Regions from separate parts of the Homo sapiens genome. Here region 2 is linked to region 1. A link is an interaction called in ENCODE POLR2A ChIA-PET data of the cell type or tissue named here. Cell type or tissue: GM12878. All regions are shown on one strand. Each heading gives the region's core, and the rest is flanking DNA. Links, peaks and the distances in the headings are about the cores only.

Region 1 (8,013 bases), core at 2,391-6,390:
GTTGGTCTCAAACCCCTGGGCTCAAGTGATCCTCCTACCTCAGCTTCTCAAAGTCCTGGGATTACAGGTGTAAACCACTGCGCCTGGGCCTATGTTTTAACTTTAATCTTGAAGTCTTCCTTCTCCTGCTTTCTCTCACCACACACTCATTTCACCGAAAACTCTGTTAGATTTACTTTCAAATACATCCAGAATCTAGCCACTTCTCACCACCTACTCTGCTATCACTTGGTTGAAGCCACCATTACCCCTGCACTGGATCCCTGTAGTAGTCTCCTACGCATCTCCTTGCTTCTGTTCTGCCCTCCTTCAAACTACTGTCAACACAGCAGCCAGAGTGACCCTGTTAAAACAAGTCAGATCATTTCATCCCTCAGCTCAAAATTCTGCAGCGTATCCTCACTTCACTTCGTGAAATCCTTATGATGACCTCCAAGGGCCTATGTGATCTGCACCTACATTCTCTTCTCCTACATTCTCCTCCTCCCCATCTGTACTCTGCCATGGACACTGACCTTCTTGCTACTCCATGAATCCTCCAGGCACACCCCACATTATGGTCTTAGCAGTCCTCTCCTTCCTGATATCCACTTGACTAACTCCTTCACCTCCTTCAAGTTGGCTCAAATTTCTCTTTCTCAGTAAAGCCCTTCCAATACCCTTATTCAATACTGCAAACATCCCCCATCGGCGTCCTATACTCCTTGCTCTTCTTTTTCTTTTCCCAGAGCATTTACAACCCTTTTACCTGCTATGTAATTAACTTTATTATGTTCGTTGCCTACCTCTCCCATTTGAATTTCCATGCCACATGGGTGGGGATCTTTGCTGTTTTGTTCACTGGAAAAAATCTTTCATAAATATCTGTTGAATTGGAGTCGCCATTCCTCTCTCCATTGCAATGGTGAAATAGCTTCAAAAAGCTGTAGTTTTGACACTGAGTCATTCCCTTGTGGATGATGTTGTCCTATTGCTTTTTAAAGATAAGTTTCGAAAAGGAAAAAAAAATAGAAAAATTGGACATCATCAAAATTTTAAACTTTTGCTTGTGAAAGACTCTGTAAAGGGGATGAAAAGACAAACTACAGACTGGGAGAAAATATTTGCAAATCACAAATCAAACAAAGAATATATATAATCTCAGAACTCAACTGTAAAAAACCACACACAGGCAATTCAATTAGAAAATGAACAAAAACAAGAACAGACATTTTACCAAAGGGGATACAGAGATGGCAGATAAGTACATGAGAAGATATCTAACACTATTTGCCATTAGGAAGATGTAAACTAACAAACACCACAATGATATCAGACCTATCTGAATGGCTAACATAAAAAAAATCACGTCAAATGCTGGCCAGGCACGGTGACTCACACCTGTAATCCTAGCCCTTAGGGAGGCCAAGGCGGCTGGATTGCTTGAGCCCAGGAGTTTGAGTCCAGCCTGGGTAACCCTGTGACACCCCCTTCTCTACAAAAAATACAAAAATTTGTCAAGCGTGGTGGTGTATGCCTGTAGTCCCAGCTACTTGGGAAGCTGAGGTGGGAGGATCACTTGAGATTGGAAAGTCGAGGCTGCAGCATGCCTGGGTGACAGAGAGAGACACGATTTCAAAAAAATAAATAAATAAAATGCTAGTGAGGATGTGGAGAAAACGGATCACTCATACATGGTGGTAAGCATGTAAAGTGGTACAGTCACAAATATACTTTTACTTTTTCTTTTAAAACCAAAAATGGACTTCCCATACCACCCAGCAGTTGTACTTTCAGGCATCTGTGCCAGAGAAATGCAGACTTATGTTCATACAGAAACTTGTACAGCAATGCTCATAGCAGCTTTATGTATAATATACAAAAACTGGAAACCACCCAAATGCTCTTCAACAGGGTGAACGGTTAAAAAAAAACTGTAGAACATACATACCGTTGAATACTACTCAGAAATAAAAAGGAATGAACTACTGATACGTGAAACAATATGAACTGATCTCAAGAGGTTGTGCTGAGTGAAAACACCAATCTCGAAAAGTTACATTATATATGATTCCATTTACATAACATTCCTGAAACAAAATTATCAATGGAAAAGAGAGTAGTGGTGTCCAGGGTTTAGAGATGGGGATGGAGGGAAAGAGAAAGCTGTAGCTATAAAGGGGTAATATAAGGGAGTCTTGTGGTGATGGTGCAATTCTGTATCTTAATTGTAGTGATGGTACACTAAGCTAAGCTACACATGTGATCAGACTGCATAGGTCTATGAGCACACACACACGGATACACACACGCAGGCACACACACACGCACACTCACGAGTACAAGTGTAACTGGAGAAACCTGAATGAGCTCTGTTAATTGTACCAATGTCACTTTCTTGGTATTTATACATACTGTAGTTACGCAAGATGTTACTGGGTCAGGCAAGGTAAAGCGTGCACCAGAATTCCCTGTACATTTCTTTGCAACTTCCTGTAAATCCATAATTATTTCCAAATTGAAAAAATAAAGGACAGGGCGCGATGGCTCACACCTGTAATCCCAGCACTTTGGGAGGCCGAGGCAGGTGGATCATGAGGTCAGGAGATCGAGACCATCCTGGCTAACACGGTAAAACCCTGTCTCTACTAAAAATACAAAAAATTAGCCAGGCGTGGTGGTGGGCGCCTGTAGTCCCAGCTACTCGGGAGGCTGAGGCAGGAGAATGGCGTGAACCCGGGAGTCGGAGCTTGCAGTAAGCCGAGATTGCACCACTGCACTCCAGCCTGGGCGACAGAGCGAGATTCCCTCTCAAAAAAAAAAAAAAATAAATAAATGTGAAGAAAAAAGTTTCAAGAAGAAATCCAGGCCAGCTTTCAATTGGGATGTTTTCCCCTGGGGTTACTGTCCTTATTTCCAATACATCTAACTTTAACTTCTTTTTATTTGGTCTTTTTCACTTTTCGAGGGAAAGCCCGCAAATACTTACTTGAGTGAACATTATTCTTACGTGGTTCTGGGTAAGCTACTCAGCTCTCTGTTCTTCAGCCTTCCCTTTGGAAACTTGGGGGAATATCATCTGTCCCCATCCTCATGGGAATGTAGAGAGTTACAAACTCACAGAAGTTCCAATTAACTCCTTCCATGCTGAAATCATAGAGCAAGTGGGAAGTGAGGTGAGCACTCTCCTCCAATGAGCACCCACCACATTCTGGTCACTGCACAGGCACTTCAAATACACTGTCTCACTGGCCAGGTTTCAGCTCATTCGAAAAAGATGTGAAGGTCCTACATAAACTACAGCATTGCTGACCACTGAAGAACTGATAGCTGATAACATTGCTAAACAGCAAGAGTTCTTACTGGGTTTATACTTCTCAAATTTCCAATTAGTCAAAGCTATAGTAATATTTAAGTTGCTTTTTAAAAATGCACAAGCTAATTCTCTAATGCAATTTTCAAAATAAGCATACTTGGCTCTTTTTAAAGCATTTCCCCCTGAATTTGGTCAATAGATTTTGGAACCATTTTAAACAGGTTGACGTCAATCTTTTTGTAAAACTTTCTCCTTGGTGCTTCCCACCTCCATGTGTCCATCTCTTTTTCTTCCTCACAGAAGCATTTCTTTTCCTTCTCTTCTTTCTCTGGGATATGCCCTCACTAAACAAATTTGCTCTGTCACCTCTATTCTTATACTCCCTGGGAATGAAATGTTATTTGTTGGTCACCCATTAAGCACTGAAACTACTGCAAGATTATTTCCAATACATCATAACAAACATTCTTTGAAGTGTGTCACATGAGCCCTGAATCAGCAAGGAGGATAGTATTGCGAGGGCTGTTGCTAGACTATACAGTGCCTTTGTGCAAATTAGAAAAAGACCCCCCTCTGGATGGGACACAGGACTGAGCCAGGGCTGAATTTCAGTCCTTACCTGCATGGATGAGACACAACCTCCTCAATAAGATCCAGAAGCTATGGAAGGAGCTCTCAAAAGTAAACTCAGCTCATCATCACTTTTGTACCCAAATCCATCCTTGACTTATAGTGATTCCAAGAGTGAGCACTTGACTCATTTGTGACCCAATTTTTTTCTGTGTTAGACTAAAAATCTATAAAATACTTAGACATGAGGTTTTACAAACCTGTCCTATACACATTTCTTGTTTATCATCATGACACTTATCATCTTATTTATCATCATGACAGTGGTGCCAGTACTCATTGGGAGATCAGCAGATCACTCAGCTTTGGGACAAAACAGAGAGTTTTAAGTAAGACGGGGGTACACCAGATATTTTTATCCTTGTTTAGTTTTCCTCTTCCAGTGCAGTGGTCTCTGACTCAACAAAGCCCAACATTCACAACCTGCTGTCAGGGGCCTGATGCATGCATTGTCTTGAGTTGAATAAAAACATTTGACTCTTTCTGTCAATTTGCAGTGGAACACACCTTCCAGATTTTCTACATTATGTGATACCAGCTCTGAATATTTCCTATTCAGTGTTCACCTCTGTCAGCTAGTCTGAAAATTGGAGCCAGAAACACTTGACAAATCACTGGCCACATTGTGGTTACAGGTGATGACACATTGCTGCTGCTGCTGCTGCCGGTGCTTATTCATGAAACTGGAGATTAACGTTCCATTTCTGAGATGTAAACTAGGGAAAACCCCATATAAAGCACCAGCATTGAGCAGAATAACAGACAGACAATTTTCAACTGAAATGCCAGTTATTAGAAGTCATGTGGAGTCAGGAGTTGCCATGGAATCCATTTGTATCTAAACCGGCTCCTCCTGCTGGAATAGTTTCTCATTATCATGTCTTTCTTATGGGGTTGGGGGAGAAAGAAAGTGAGAGTGCCATCTCATATAAAACTATGTTATAATTCTGAAGCACTGAGGCCCTACAATGAATAGAAAATTAAAAGTTTTAAGGAAAGTTAATGTAAAATTGTAATACCCATTTATATTGTTTGGCTTGGAGTAAAACAATCACATTGCCATCAAGATTTCCTTTCTGTGACTTTTGATTATTCAAGGAGAATACACAATGGCTTGTGGTACAAGATTTATCTTCACAAGCTAGTTATCAGATCTCCAGGAGTGAAAATAAATATCAAAGCAGATCTAAACTGAGATGGGCTGCACATTTGCAGTGCACTTGTGTTCCCCTGCTTTCTCCTACGTATCATTTTTATTTAGATTCTTAACCAGATGATTATGGCTTTTCCTCCTCTTAACCAGACCATTATGGCTTTTCCTCCTGTGAAACTGCTGATGAGTCTATCCCCTTGTTTCCTCCAAGTTATTTGTTCAAATCACGAGAAGTGATTGGCTGGCATATGTTAATGCTTGAGTTGTTTCTGTGGTAAAGTCTCCCATGTGTTTATAGGTAAAATACAGAAACAGATTGATCAAATATCAACTTGGGACAACTGAATTTCAAAACACAGAATCCAGAAATTAACCACTGTTTTAACATATGTACAATATAATTGATTATAATTAGACAGGAGATCTGTTGAATGAAGATACATTAGAATTATATTTGCATATTTATCTTATTCTGTGTTTTCTATGAAAGAATATTAAATGTTTCATGTGAGTAAAATTGTTAGTAGATTACTCCAGAACCTTGAACCTGTGTTTGTCATTGTCTCGACTTCCCAGTGTTGACCAGTGAGCTCACCCCAGGGATTCAAGAATGGTTCAACTGTATTTAAAACCAGACCCCACCTCAACCTCCTACCCAAGGATTTACCCACCTCAGAGCCAAGAGGGCCCCCACCCTCAAATCATTTGGGTTGACAGTTTCCAGTAGAAAAATGCAAGCAGCACTTAGGCATATGAAAATATGCCAAACCTCCCTAATAACAGAAAAAAATTAAAAATCAATTTTCATCTAGTAGACTGGGAAAAAAGTTAATAATGTGCTTCATTCGAAGATTGTAGGGAAACAGTCACCCTCACACATTGCTGATGAGAGTGTCAATTGGCAAAACTGTCATGGAGGGCAATTTAGCAATGTTTATCAGGAGTGCAAATCCATGTATCCTTCAATATAGCAACTCCATTGTTGGGAATTTGTCCCGTGGGTGTACTTGTACACAGGTAAATGACATGTGTACAGTTATCCACTGCAGCATTGTTTGTGAAGCAATAATGGGAAACAAACCTAAATGTCCTCAGTGGGTGAAAGGTTAAATAATTTATACTGGTATTTTCTGGAATGCTATACAGATGTTTAGGAAAGAAAGGATGAAGAAGCTTTCTGTATACTGTCATGAAAAGTGAAAAAAAATCAAGGTGCAGAACGGTGTGTGTAATATAAATCTTAATGTTTGCTTGAAACTCCAGAAGAGTAATAAGAAGCTACGTAGTTGTATAGCTGGAGACATAAATTGGTAGCCCAAGATCCACTTGCTTGGTTTGCATAGTGTTTTAAAATTGGATTTCACTTAATAATCTGGATTTCTAGGTAAGGAAAATAAGTGAAGCAGGCCAGGTGTTAAGATAAGAAATGGTGCTGGTAGTCTAATCGGTCTGGATTTTCCACTCGGTTTTAGGGTGGAGGGACTCTGCAGTGGGAGCCCTGAGGAGATGAACAGCTTCATTCCAGAAATGGAGCTGTGACTCATGGATAGAGATTGTCATCCCAAACCTCTCTCATCTGAAAGGGGCTTAGGAACCACTGCTGGGAAAAGGCATGCCCAGCATCCATATCATCCCAGGTGTACCTAGGAGCAGCACTGACTTATCCATTTCACACAATAGTCACAGTGCCTAGGGCCCATGTAGTTTTACGGCCTGAGAAAAATGTTTCACTGTTTATTTCTTTTACCATCAGAAGAAAAAAAAATGTAAGAATAATGAATATATGATAATGAAACCAATCTGAATTACACTCATCTGTTTACCAATGCAGTTGCAAAATATAATTTTAAAATATTTTCTTATGCAGGATGGAGCCATAAAAACATTACAAAAGTGCTTAAGGATCAACAAAGCTGTGTCATAACGTTGACCCTGCACAAGAGGAAGCCCTTGCCACTTGAGGGGAGGCCTAGACCACCCTGGCCCAATGCATCCAGGCAGGGCCCCCTCCTCTAGCGACCACTCCCCCTGCACCAACATCACACACACACACACCTTGAACCCTTTATGCCTAAGTGGTCTTGAAAAATGAGGGAACAGGTTTGAGGCCAAAAGGAGAACCAATGCTTGTCTGCTATATTTCCAGTGTGTCCCACCCCTGGTTGACTGAACCAAAGTCTCTGGACTTATTTCCAGCAACATAGCTGAGAACCCTGGAACACTGAAACATTGTGAGAGCACCCTGTGTATTTCCCTGCTCTTCTGAAGCCAAACTCCCCACGGAAGTTTGCCCCGGCTTCCTCTCCCTTTTTTGACACTAACCACTTTCCTAAGGAGGCAGGAATAAGCCATCTTCAGAGACCCCATCCTTATCACAGAGGACAGCCTCACTCCTGGGCCTCAACTAGACCGCCCTATCATTTTATGCTGTATGTTCAAGATCCCACAATACTAGGGACATCGCTTCGAATATTTTCCCTCCTCACAGTCTTCTACTTCAGAAGCAGGCTGAGAAAAAGCAGACTAAGGCAATGGTTCTTAAAGTGCGGTTCCCTCACCAGCAACATCACCTGGGAACCTGTTAGAAATGCAAATAAACTATTGGGTTCCACCCCAGATCTACTGAATCATAAACTCTGGAAGTGAGGCCCAGCAATCTGTGTTTTAAGCAGCCTTCCAATCAATTCCCATGCACGCTCAAGTTCCAAAACCGCGCTAACAGCAAAGGCGCCCAGATATTCAAGGGCAGATTCCCATGTCTCGGGCCCAGAGGCGGTGAGTCTAGGGTGGGACCCAGGCATGTGCCCCAGGCTTCCGAAGCACCGGGTCTCCGGCCCAGACGAGCACAGTGGTAATTTCCCGGGGTCCTGGGGTTGCGACGCGAAAGCGGGAGCAGCTATTGGAGGCTCACGACTTGGAGACGCAACCACCTCAG
Region 2 (8,013 bases), core at 1,647-5,646, 150 kb after region 1:
TGCTGTGAACATAGGCCTCACATCAATATGCTTCCCTTGGCTCAAATATTGGCTGCCTTGGTTTGGTCTTAGATATTTTATAGTAACCTTTTTCTTGGTATTTTATCAGTTGTTATAATTCTTATTAGTGGGAGAGTTATTATCCTATCCTGCAAGTGTTGGTTTGAGGCACCTGCCCAGATGAGGATGTTCAGTTCGCACTATGAGGTATAAGAAAGGAATTCAGGGGTGAGATTTATACCGAAGCCAGGGATTAAGAGTCATTGTAATATAGAGGTTTCTAGAGTTTATGGGATGGGAATGAATGAGTCTTTTAAGGAAACTGTGGAGTGTGCTAAAACACCTGAGATGGTAATCTTGATAAATACCACGTTTTGGGCTGAGTAGGGCAAGAGGAGTGGCTATAGTTGTTAGAAGAAATCCAGAAAATTATAATGCCACTGATAGTAAGAAAAAAATTTCAAGAAAGTTTGGAGTGTCAATCATTCAAGAGAAGTCAAGAGAAGAAATAAAAAGTGTTCATTGCATTAAATGGGAAATTTATACATAATATTGGCTAGAGAGATTTTAGAAGTCAGAGGGCAGTAGGTTAAAGAGGAGAGCAAGTGAAAACAGTGAATACAGACATATTTTGAGAAGTTTAATTATAAGAAAGAGAGAAAGGGAAAGGCCTTAGCATTCATATAGGTTGAAAGGGAAGTACTACCAGGGAGCAATAGGTATTGCCTAAGTTCTATGACAGCAGTGGCCACATCTGTATTGTGCTTAGTAGCATCTTTAGCAGTTAACAGAGGGCAGGGACATGCTTGGCGTTCAGTATTTTTGTGTTGAATGAAGGACTTAAATGGAGCTAATGAAGACAAAATTGAGACAAGGGATATCCAATGAAAGGAGATCACTAAGAATTTGTTGGGGGCAGGGATGGAATACAGAGAACTGAAGGAAGAAACCCTTCTACTAAGTTAGGAAAGATGCAAATGAGGAGAGGTGAAGGTGCACGTAAGTTTATAGGTGTGTGAATGGGGTAAGCAGTTGAGAAAGTTCTTGATTTATTTTCTCTGGGAGGGAAGAAGTTAGAGTGGTGGAGGGTGCTGGGATCAGAGGGCTGGCTAAGTCATTGTTTGAATATAACAGAGAATATTAATCCATGTCCCTAACTGGCAATTGATTTATGTCTTCCTTTCTTCTATTACAAAAACACACCTTTACTGAATTCCCTTGTACAAGTCTTCTTCTCCATGAAGTTCTTCAATGGTATTGGTAGAATTTCTAGGTGGGGGTATCTTCAATATTACTTAATCTTGCAGAATCACTTGTTAAGATATTATGAATTTACAATGCACCCATGTCGTGTGTGTGTGTGTGTGTGTGTGTGTGTGTGTGTGTGTGTGTGTGATTTTTCAATCATCAGCCCAGAGTTTGGAAGAGAGAAAGTAGGTATTTGGTGCCACCTATGGTTGATGTTTTATTGGAAGTGTGACAGAGGACATGGGTCAACAAAGTTGAAATGGTAAGAAAGGAAATAAGGACTGGAGTAGAAAGGTAAATTGAAAAGAAATGGAGGTTCAAGGAGTTGAAGATTGCAGTGTGGTCAAAAGCAAGTATATGAGAGAACAGGAAGTTCTAAGGCAGGCTAGGATAATGTGATGAGAGTGTGGAATATCGTTTAAGATTTTTGACTGTACATCAGTTACAGTAATTATAACATACAAATCTCTATAGCAGAAATAAAGTGGAGATGAAGGTGAATAGACTAGAACATTAATAGAACTGGGAAGACTGGGTGTTAAACACATCACTTACAATTGCCATTAAATTTATCCAGGATAACAGTTGGACGTTCCCCTAGATTATGTCACACATTTTGAAGGATCTTTTTCTGCCAGATAGCAGATGGGATGCAGACCCTGAAAATGCAGTACAGCAGCATGTGATCTTTGCCGAAAGAAGTTGGGAGCAGTCTTTATTTTGGCAGAGAGAAGGCTTTGCAATAAGCAGTGCTTGGAATTAAGACAAAGGTGTTTAGATGCAATGGTTATTGCATACGCTCAGTCTGATAAGTGGTCAGGGCTGAGTTGCAACAGATAGCAAAGAGGAAGGGACTGCAAATAACTATTCATGTCACATTTTACTCTATAATTTGATGTTTTGGGATCAGTGGAGATCAGTTGCTCAGTTGGGATCTCCATGACACATCCTACCCAAAAGCTGTTGATGCTACTAGTAGAGAGAGAAGTTTGAGAAGATGAGAAGTAAATGACTTTATGAAGATGGGACTGTCAAATATGCTTTATTCCCTTTGGTAATCCGCAAACAGTGGAAAGTCACTTCCCACCCTGGAGTAATGGTAAAGTCACCATGCCATATAGTACCTTAGTATTTGAAAACTGAATTTATCAGGCAGTTGGAGAAACTGCCCAAGTGTGTCATTTTGATTATAAAGCAACACAGGAGTGGTGGGGCTTGCAATCCTGAAGATGGTTGATTATTCCAGGTAGATGTTGAGGAATCACACAAAGTTACAGCTCCATCATTCCTGCTATTTTATATTGTTACTGAATCTTCTGTCAGTCCAGGCCAGCTGTGTTACAAGTTGTATCTCTTGTCTCTACAGTGGCAATTTACTTGACTATAGACCAATTTATCTATCATTTCTTCTTGCCTGAAAGTGGAAAAACAGAAACAGTTACATGCCCTCAGTTGGAGAACCTGGAATGCTTTTTTAACCCATTTGCCAAATGAACCGATTCATTTCTCACTTGGTTGAGTGGTTAGAATAAACTCTGTAGTTTGGTGAAAAAGTATTTTGTTTAAACCCTCTGAATTCCCTTTGTCTCTGAGTATCTGTCTTTTAAGAAAGAAACTCTGAAGTTTAGCTACAAAGATGGACACATGATTGGTTATTAATTGTTCTTACTGAACTTTAATCCTAGCTTATAGGTATTGATTGAGAGAAAAAGAAAAAAATCCTACCTGCAAGAAAATAATTACAAAAGTTAGAAGTGCCAGCATCTCCAAATGAGGAGGAACCAGAGTAAAAATTCTGGCACCATGAAAAATCTGAATGTAGTGACACCACCAAAAGATCATACTAGTTCTCCAGTGGTCACGAACCAAAATTGAAACTCAGCAATGACAGACAAAGAATTCAAAACATGAATTGTGAGGAAGCTCAACAAGATCCAAGATAAGGTTGAAAATAAACACAAAGAAACTTCTAAAGTAATCTAAGAAATGAAGAAACAAATAAACATCTTTAAAAGGAAATTAATTAGAGCTTCTGGAATTGAAAAGCTCACTTAAGGAATTCCAAAATACAGTTGGAAGCTTTATCAATAGATTGGACCAAGCAGAAAGAAAGAATTTCAGAGCTTGAAGACCAATCTTTCAAACAAACCCAGTAGGACAAAAACAAAGAAAAAAGAATTTTAAAAAATGAGCAGTCTTTATGAAATATGGGATTATGTAAAGCAACCAAACCTACAAATTATTGGCATTCTTAAGAGAGAAGGAGAAAAAGCAAACAACCTGGAAAACATATTTGAGAGAATAATTCAAGAAAACTTCCCTAATCTTGTTAGAGAAGTAGACATCCAGATACGAGAAACGCAGAGAATACCTGTTAGATACTATACAAAATGAATATCACCAAGGCATATAATCACCAGACTGTCCAAGGTCAATGCTAACGAAAAAATCTTAAAGGCAACTAGAGAAAAAGGTCAGATCACATACAAAGGGAACCCTGTCAGGTTAACAGTGGACTTCTCAGCAGCAACCTTACAAGCCTGGAGAGACTGGGGGCCTATTTCCAGCATTTTTTAAGGAAAGAAATTCCAACTAAAAATGACATATCCCACCAAACTAAGCTTCATAAGCAAAGGAGAAATAAACTCTTCCAGGCAATCAAGCACTACCATAATTTGTTACCAGTAGTCTAGTCTTACAAGAAATACTGAAGGGAGTCCTAAACATGGAAACAAAAGAACAATGTCTGCTACCACAAAAACACACTTAAGTACATAGCCCACACACCCTATAAAGCAACCACACAATAGAAACTACAAAGCTATCAGGTAACAACTTCAAAACCTATCCTATTGTGGTTAACAGATCACTATTAACCTTGATGTAAATGGTCTAAATGCCTTACTTAAAAGACACAGAGTGACAAGTTAGATGAAAAAGCAAGACCCATTCAACTGCTCTCTTTTAGAGACCCACCTTACAAGTAAAGCCTCAAAGTAAAAAGTTGGATAAAGATCTACTATGCAAATGGAAAACAAAAAGGAGCAGGGATCACTATTCTTATGTCAGATAAAACAGACTTTAAACCAACACAGTAAAAAAAAAATATTAAAGAAGGGCATTAAACAATGAAAAAGAATTCAATTCAACAAAAACGTAACTATTCTAAATACATACACACCCAATATTGGAGCACCCAGGTTCACAAAACAAGTACTTCTAGACCTATGAAAACACCTAAACAGACACACAATAACAGCGAGGAACTTGAACACCTCACTGTCAGCATAGATAGAAAGCATTGTAGCAGAAAACTAACACAGAAATTCTGGACTTCAACTTGACACTTGACCAACTGGACCTAATTGATATCTACAGAATACTCCACAAATCAACCAGAGAATGCACATTCTTTTCATGTGCACGCAGAACAAACTACAAAATGGACCACAGGCTTGGCCATAAAAGAAGTCTCAATAAATTTTAAAAACTTGAAGTCATACCAACAATATTCTCAGATCATAGTGGAATAAAAATAGAAATCAATACCAAGATGATCTCTCAAAACCACATAATGTATGAAAATGAAACAACTTGCTCCTGAATTTGGGTAAACTATGAAATTAAAGCAGAAGTCCAAAAATTGTTGGAAATAAATCAAAACAGAAACACAACATACCAAAATCTCTGGACTGCAGCAAAAGCAGTGTTGTGAGGAAAGGTTATTGCATTAAACATTTATCTAAAAAAGTTAGAAAGATCTGAAATTAACAATCTAACATCACACATAGAGGAACTAGAAAAACAAGAATAAACTAGCCCCAAAGCTAGCAAAGGAAACTAATAACTAAAATCAGAGCAGAACTGAACCAAATTGAGACCCCAAAATCCATACAAAGAATCAATGAAACCAAAAGTTGTTTTTCGAAAGGAAAAACAAGATCAGTAGACTTCTAGCTAGATAAACAAACAAACAAACAAACAAAAAAGAAGCTCCAAATAAGCACAATCAGAAATGACAAAGGTAACATTGCAATCAATCCCACAGAAATATAAAGTATCCTCAGAGACTATTATAAACACATCTATGCACACAAACTAGAAAATCTAGAGGAAATGGATAAATTCCAGGAAACAAACAATATTCTGAGATGGAATCAGGAAGAAATTGAAACCCTCAACAAGTCAATATTGAGTTCCAAAATTGAATCAGTATTAACAATAACAATAAAAAAGGCTACCAACAAAAAAAGCCCTGGACCAGATGGATTCACAGCCAAATTCCACCATATGTACAAACATGAGCTGGAACCAATTCTACTGGAACTATTCCAAGAAAACAAGGAGGAGGGACTCCTCCTTAACTCATTCTATCAGGCCAGCATCACCCTGATACCAAAACCTGGCAAAGGCACAGTGAAAAAAGGAAACTACAGACCAATATCCTTAATGGACATAGATAAAAAATCCTCAACAAAATGCTAGCAAACTGAACCCAATAGTACATCAAAAATTTAATTCGACACTTTTAATCCTAACACTTTGGGAAGCTGAGGTGGGCAGATCACTTAAGCCCAGAAGTTCAAGACCCGCCTGGGCAACATGGTGAAACCCCATCTCCATAAAAAATATACAAAATTAGCTTGGTGTGGTAGCATGCTCCTGTAGTCCCGGCTACTCTGGAAGTTGAGGTGGGAGGATCACCTGAACTCAGTGAGGCTGAGGCCACAGTGAGCCGTGATCACACCACTGCACGCCAGCCTAGGAAACAGAGTGAGACCCTGTTGCAAAAAAAAAAAATTAATTCGCAACAATCAAGTAGGCTTCATTCCTGGGATGCAAGTTTGGTTCAACATATGCAAATTGATAAATATGACTCACCACATAAACAGAATTAAAAAAAAACACTATATGATCATCTCAATAGTCATGGAAAAAGCTTTTGATAAAATCCAACATCCCTTTATGACCAAAACCCTCAAGAAATGAGGCGCTGAAGGAACATGCCTCCAAATAATAAGAGCAATTTTTGACAAACTCATACCAACATCATACTGGATGGGCAAAAACTGGAAGCATTCCTATGGAGAACTGAATCAAGACAGGGGTGCCTACTTTCATTACTCCTGTCCATCATAGTACTGGAAGTGCTAACCAGAGTGATGAGGCCAGAGCAAGAAATAAAAGGCATCCAAATAGGAAAGCAAGAAATCAAACTATCTATCTTCATGGATGCTATGATTCTACACCTCAAACTCTGCCAAAAAGCTACTAGAACTGATAAATGTCTTCAGTAAAGTTTCAGTATACACAATCAATGTACACAAATCAGTAGCATTTCTATGCACCAATAATGTTCAAGCTGAGAGCCAAATCAAGAACACAATCCCATTTACAATAGACACACACACACACACACACATACACACACACTACCTAGGAATACATCTAACAAAGAAGGTGAAAGATCTCTACAAGGAGAACTACAAAACACTGCTAAAAGACATCGTAAATGAACAAACAGATAAACAGATAGAAAAACATTCCATGCTCATGGGTTGGAAGAATCAATATCATTAAATGACCATATGGCCCAAAGCAATCTAGAGATTTAACACTGTTCGTATCAAACTACCAACATAATTTTCCACAGAACTAGAGAAAGCTATTCTAAAATTCACAGGAAACCAAAAAGGAGCCTGAATAGCCAAAGCAATCCTAAGCACAAAGAACAAAGCCAGACGCATCACATTACCTGACTTCAAACTATACAAGAAGCCCACAGTAACCAAAACAGCATGGTACTGGTCCAAAAACAGACATAGACCAATGGAACAGAATAGTGAATCAAGAAATAAAGCTGCACACCTACAGCCATCTCATCTTTGACAAAGCTGACAAAAATGCACAATGGGGAAAGAATTCTTTATTCCATAAATGGTGCTGGAATAGCTGGCTAGCCATATGCAGAAGAATGAAACTATACCCCTACTTTTCATCATGCATAAAATTAACTCAAGATGGATTAAAGATTTTAATGTAAGGACCCAGCCTATAAGAATCCTAGAAGAAAACCTAGGAAGTATCTTCCTGGACATTGGCCTTGGGAAATAATTATTGACTAAGTTCTGAAAAACAATTGCAACAAACACAAAAATTGACAAGTAGGACCTAATTAAAGAGCTTTTGCACAGCAAAAGAAACTAACAACAGAATAGACAAACTACAGAATAGGCAAAAATATTTGCAAACTACGCATCCAACAAAGGTCTAATATTCAGAATCTATAAGGAACTTAAACGACTGAACAAGCAAAAAGCTAAACAACTCCATTAAAAATGAGTGAAAGACATGAACAGATTACTCTCAAAAGAAGACATACAAGTAACCAACAAACATATGTAAAAATGCTTCACATTACTTATCATCAGAGAAATGCAAATCAAAACCATAATGAGATACAATCTAACACCAGTCAGAATGTCTACTATTAAAAAGTCAAGAAAACAAGAAATGTTGGTGAGGCTGTGGAACGAAAGGAATGCTTATACACTGTTAGTGGGAATGTAAAGTAATTGAGCCACTGTGGAAAGCAGTTTGAAGATTTCTCAAAGAATTTAAAACAGAGCTACCATATGACCCAGCAATGCCATTCCTGGGTATATATCCAAAAGAAAATAAATCATTCTACCAAAAAGACATATGCATTTGCATTTTCATTTTACCACTATTCACAATAGCAGAGACATGGAAATCAACCTAGGT

Evidence for each region. Peaks named below come from ENCODE experiments on the same cell type or tissue, not always from the same donor. Only the 100,000 strongest peaks of a DNase experiment are listed, where the experiment ranks them.
Region 2: POLR2A ChIA-PET joins it to region 1 with 5 read pairs; 2 of 35 experiments call an interaction of 5 or more read pairs at or near these places.

What each region holds. Positions count from the first base shown.
Region 1 is chr6:100,469,528-100,477,540 of GRCh38, reverse strand. No RefSeq gene overlaps it. Among named protein-coding and RNA genes, the nearest start is that of SIM1, 8.6 kb to the right of the region's middle. In GM12878, for the core only: no CTCF peak of the experiment used is centred there; a DNase peak (open chromatin) is centred at 4,610.
Region 2 is chr6:100,320,657-100,328,669 of GRCh38, reverse strand. No RefSeq gene overlaps it. Among named protein-coding and RNA genes, the nearest start is that of SIM1-AS1, 69 kb to the left of the region's middle. In GM12878, for the core only: no CTCF peak of the experiment used is centred there; no DNase peak of the experiment used is centred there.